Regions from separate parts of the Homo sapiens genome. Here region 1 is linked to region 2. Evidence: chromatin loops called from intact Hi-C (ENCODE). Cell type or tissue: Calu3. All regions are shown on one strand. Each heading gives the region's core, and the rest is flanking DNA. Links, peaks and the distances in the headings are about the cores only.

Evidence for each region. Peaks named below come from ENCODE experiments on the same cell type or tissue, not always from the same donor. Only the 100,000 strongest peaks of a DNase experiment are listed, where the experiment ranks them.
Region 1: a loop joins it to region 2, with 5 times the contacts of the local background. A loop is called at or near these places in 3 of 110 quality-filtered maps.

Annotation. Positions count from the first base shown.
Region 1 is chr6:25,050,813-25,053,618 of GRCh38, forward strand. No RefSeq gene overlaps it. Among named protein-coding and RNA genes, the nearest start is that of RIPOR2, 120 kb to the left of the region's middle. In Calu3, for the core only: no CTCF peak of the experiment used is centred there; a DNase peak (open chromatin) is centred at 1,559.
Region 2 is chr6:25,119,523-25,122,328 of GRCh38, forward strand. It overlaps LOC124901282 (a long non-coding RNA gene), which reads left to right and starts at 2,167. Exons shown (of 3, transcript XR_007059515.1): 1 at 2,167-2,362. It also overlaps the pseudogene CMAHP. In Calu3, for the core only: no CTCF peak of the experiment used is centred there; no DNase peak of the experiment used is centred there.

The sequences.
Region 1 (2,806 bases), core at 97-2,596, 69 kb before region 2:
GAAGATCCATGGCTCCTACGTAGGGCTCCGTTTCCTGACTCTTCATGCTTTATATTTTCTTTTATCAGGTACACACTCATAAATGCCTGGAATAAATAGCCTTGCGGGGTGTTATTCTCCCAAGGAACAGTTTCATTTGTGTTAAGTGTACAATATCAATTTTTACTCTTTCTTGGGCTCGTGTTGCTATTAAATTTTCATAAATCGCAGAATTTCACGGTGGAAGCATGTACAGTCTGCAAGGAGCAATGTGTTTAAGAGAATATGGGGAAAAAGACATAATTATGTGATCCTTTCTTCATTTTTCCTTCAACTCATTTTTAATAAATGGAAGCTAGATGTTAGACTCAGGAGAAAAAGCATCAGCATGTCTGTTTCTACTTTAAAACCATCCTGGGGAGAAACAGACCTTCAGTTACTCAGTGGAGAATGGCAACTGCTGAGCCAAAGTACGTTGTGTGACTTTTATAGAAAGTCAACAAGGAAAACTTGGCATTATTTTAACATAAAAGCTTATCAAGCACCAGGAGGAAAACGATAGCACAGCACCTGATTTATTTCTCTTCTGTGGCAAATACATACAAAAAGAACATGAGGTCTCAGTTTGCTCTTTGGAAATTGAAATGGAAGTAGGGGTCAGGTTCTAGCTGTGGCTATCTGGTTGTCTACACACATTTATTGAGCACTTATGGAGAGATAGGCTGTGTGTTGCATGCTTTTAATAGACATGTGGTTTCACTTTATTTCCCCTACATTCTTATTCATGAGGAGTTATTAGCAATCCTATTTTACATATAAAAAAGTGAAGGTTAAACAATACTCTAAATAATAATCCAACACATAGAGTACTTCACATGTGTTAATTCATATGATTGTCATATAATAATCCCGTGACCATTTTGCAGATAGGGCAACTGAGGCACAGAGAAGTTTAGTAACTTGCCATGGTCACACGCCCAGCAAGTGGCTGAGATGAGATTTGAATTGAGGTAGTCTGGCTCTAGAGCCCAAATATTTAACCACAACCTATACTAACTCTTCAAATTAAGCAAATAAACATTGCAGTGTAACCATTCATTCATAACATTCTATTTTTAAAACATATACCATGTAACTTTGACAAAGGCAATTATTGAATAATAAAGAATTAGAAAATTGGACAACTATTAGAGAATTACCCTAGACAACCTCATATCCAAATGTCTCATTTTACAGAAAATGAAACTGACCCTCAGATTAGGAGACACCTCCAAGTTGGCACAGCAGGTTGGTAGATCAGGACCAAGTTGTACCACACCTTCTCCCCAAACCTCAATACAATGTGCTTTCCACTGCTGCTCCGATAAGATTTCAAGGCATTTTTAAGGCTTAGAACACTTTTGGGAGACAGTTTTTGTGGAATCAAGGCAGACAATTTTGGAGTATGAAAGAAAAAGCTATGAGGCTAGAAGAGAGGACAGTGTCTGCATCTTATCTGTTCTCTTCTAGTCAGACACAGCCCATTACTGCCCTCTCTCCTTCCTTCTCTTTCTCCCTCCCAAACTGGCTTCACCAGCATTTCCTGTCTTGATGACCTTCTACCCAGTTGCTCAAGACAGTGCCCTAGGTGCTACTCCTTGCTTCCTAGCCCTTATGTCCCACATTCAAACCAACAACTGACCCACCTGATTCTGCCTCCTACTTGTTGATGAAAAGAATCAAACTCTGTAAAATATTCGAAGATATGTGTTCTGAGCCAAATATGAATGATCATGTCCTATGACACAGCCCTCAGGAGATCCTGAGAACATGTGCCCCAGGTGGTCAAGGCACAGCTTGGTTTTATACATTTTAGGGAGACATGAGACATCAATCTAATACATTGAAGCTATACAATGGTTCAGTCCAGAAAGGCAGGACAACTCAAAGTTGGGGTGGAGCTTCCAGGTTACAGGTAGATTTAAAATTTTTGTGGTTGACAATTGAGTTTATCTAAAGACCTGGGATCAATAGAAAAGAAATGTCTGGGTTATGATGAAAAGTTGTGGAGACCATAATTTTATCATACAGATGAAGCCTCTGGGTAGCAGAGAATAGATTGTAAATGTTTCTTATCAGCTTTAAGGTCTGTGTTGATGTTAATGCTGGTCAGCTTTTCCTGAATTCCAAAAGGGAGGAGAGTTTAATGAGGCAGGTCTGACACCCCCTTCCCATCATGGCCTGAACTAGTTTTTCAGGTTAACTTTGGAATGCCCTTGGCTAAGAGGAGGGTTCTGTTCAGATGGTTAGGGGGCTTAGAATTTTATTTTTGATTTACAACACCCAGGAGTCTAGTTTGAGTGGCTCATCACCTAGGCATAAAAGAAAGTTCCTATGCATTGAGTTTAAGCTTCAGAAGATAGAAATCTAGACACTGCCTGGAGAAACAGATACAGAAATAACTATGATATTTCCCTGACCCCTTAATGGGCGGAAACTGGAGTGCAGGGGTGCTGGAACTAGCCAGCCACTTCAGCACCAGCAGGGGTGAATTCCACTCACTCATGGGATGGGGAGCACACAGGTGAGCAGGTGCAGGAGGTGGGGCAAGTGCTTTTAGGCACTAGCAGGAGCAAAACTCTGTGCAGGTCCCGAGGCAGCATCTGGCGCCTGCGACCTCTGAAGGCCCAGAAGGAGTGTTACAGTGCCCTTTTAGCTTTGCCATCTGCAGACAGCTTAAGTGTTAATAGCTCAGTGGAGCATCAGCACGATAGCCTTTTGCAACCACACTCATGGCACCCAAGTTCTTGTCCGGCATCCAGGAGGAACGAGGTTGCACAAACAAGTT
Region 2 (2,806 bases), core at 183-2,682:
GGCTGAGGCAGGAGAATCTCTTGAACCTGGGAGGCGGAGGTTGCAGTGAGCAGATATTGCGCCACTGCACTTCTGCCTGGGCAACAGAGCCAGACTCCGTCAAAAAAAAAAAAAAAAAGGCATCTAAGAAAACCTGACAGCTGTTTTCCCCCTAAAAGCAGGAACCAGACAAGCAGTTTCCTTGGCTAAAACCTCCATTTCTACATGGAGGCAACTGAACGGGAAAATGACATAAAAGGTATCCAGTTTGTAAAGGAAAAAGATAACTGTCTCTATTCACAGATGACACAATCTTGTATATAGGACACCCTAAGATATCTACAAATGAAACTATTAAAACCTTCAAAGGATACAAGGTATTTTGAAAATCAGCAATATTCTATACGCTAGCCGTTAATTTTTAAATAAAATTTACAAACAATTCCATTTACAATAGCATCAAAAAGAATAAAATACTTAGGAATAAATTTAATCAAAGTAGTATAAAACTTATACTCTGAGAACTACAAAATATTGTTGAAAGAAATTAAAGAAGACTTAATAAATTAATAGACATTCCATGTTCATGGATCAAGACTGAGTATTGATAAGATGGTAATACTCCCTAAATTAATCCACAGTCAACACAATTTTAATCACAATTCTGGCTGCTTTCCCCCCCCATACCTCACCCCCTGGGAATTGACAAGCTGACCCTAAAGACTCAAGACAAGCTGGCCTAGAGTAACTAAACTATCTTTAAAAAGAAAATAAAATTGAAGGATTCACAATTCCCAATTTGAAAAACTTACTACAAAGCTACAGTAATCAAAATGTGTGGAACTGGCAGAAGGATAGACATATAAATCAATGGAATAAAGAGTCCAAAAATAAACCCTTATATTTATGATCAATTGATTTTTCAACAAAGATGCCAAAACAATTCAATAGGGGAAAGAATAGTCTGTCAGAAAATGGTGCTGCAATTCATCCACATGCAAAAGAATGAATTTGGGCCCCTACATCACACAATGTACAAAAATTAACGCAAAATGAATCAAAGACCTAAATATAAGAGCTGGAACTATAAAACTCTTAAAACAATAGGAATAAATTTTCATCACCTTGGATTAGGCAATTTAAAAAATATTTCTTAGACTGGCTACACGTGGTAGCTCACATCTATAATCCCAGAATTTTAGGAGGCTGAGGTGGGGAGATCTCTTGAGCCCAGGAGTTTGAGACCAGCCTGGTCAACATAGTCTGACCTTCTCTCTACAAAAAGATACAAAAATTAGCCAGACATGGTGGTATGTGCCTGTAGTCCCAGCTACTTGGGAGGCCAAGCTGGGAGGATTGCTTGAACCCGGGAGGCAGAGGCTGGAGTGAGCCGTAATCATGCCACTGCACTCCAACCTGGGTGACAGAGAGAGAGAAATAGATATATTTCTTAGACTCTCTCTTAGACTATTATCTATGTGTGTGTATGTTAGTCTAATAAGTATATTAGAATAAAAGACTTAGTTATTCTAACCATATACTTTTTTAGATACCAGAAGCACAAGGTCCAAAGAAAAAAAAATTAGATGTCATCAAAATTTAAAACTTTTGTGCTTCAAAAGATGTCAACAAGAAAGACAGATAATAACAAGTCTTGGTGAGGATGAGGAGAAACAGAGTCATACATTGCTAATGAGAATGTAAAATGATGCAGTCCTTTTGAAAACAGTTTTACAGTTCCTCAAAGTTAAACATAGAGTTACCATATAGCCCAGCAATTCCATTCCTAGGTTTATAACCAAGAGAACAAAAAACATATGCCCACATAAAAATTAGATAAATATTCATAGGAAAAGTATTCATCATAGCCAAAATGTGGTATATCCATACAAGGAATGTTATTCAGCCATAAAAGTCAAGTAAATGAAGTACTAATATATGCTATGACATGGATGAATCTTGAAAACATGATGCTAAGTGAAAGAAGCCACACACAAAAGGCCACATATTGTATTATTCCAATATATGAAATGTTCAGAATAGGAAAATCCATAGAGACAGAAAGAAGATTGGTGGTTGACAGTGTCTTGGAGAAAAGGGGAATGAGGACGACAATCATTACAGGGTTTTTTTGGGAGTGGCGGAAAATGTTTTGGAATGAGATAGTGGTGGTGGTTGCACAACGTTTGAATATTTTTTTAAAAAGGATTAATGTGTGCAGTTTAAAAGGGTAAATTTTGTGGTACACAGATTATTTCTTACCAAGAGGAAGAAGAGGAGGAAGAGGAGAAAGAGAAAAGGAAGGAGGAAGGAGATGGGGAGAGGGAGGACAGCAACCACCAGAACAAAACATTCTAAAATGTTTTGGGTGATGCAAGTGTAGGTGAGATTCTTCCTTCTACTTTTCTGAATTCCAACGTTTTAATTGTGAACATATATTATTTTTTATAATAATAATAAAATCAGATGCTCATCACTGATAACATGTCCCCAGGTGGATCAAGCCCTTATCTTTCTCAGAATGTGGTATGAAATCCCTACAGCGTTGGTAGCACTGGACTAAAAAGTGAGCTCTGTTAACAAATGTTCCCTTCGTGGCAGTGTCTTCACTCCAGCTAAGGCTGAAATTCCCAGAATTTGTTATTTCCTGTCCTCCCACTGACCCTGCTGCCAGCTCTGGCCCTGCCTTTTGCCTGCATGATGGTTAACAGTAGCCTTAATCTAATTTTCCAGTGCATCCAACTTCCTGCTGGGAGGGAAATCCCTTATTTCTGCTCCTGTGGTCCCAGTCCCAAGGATATATGCAGATTATTTGAGACATATATAT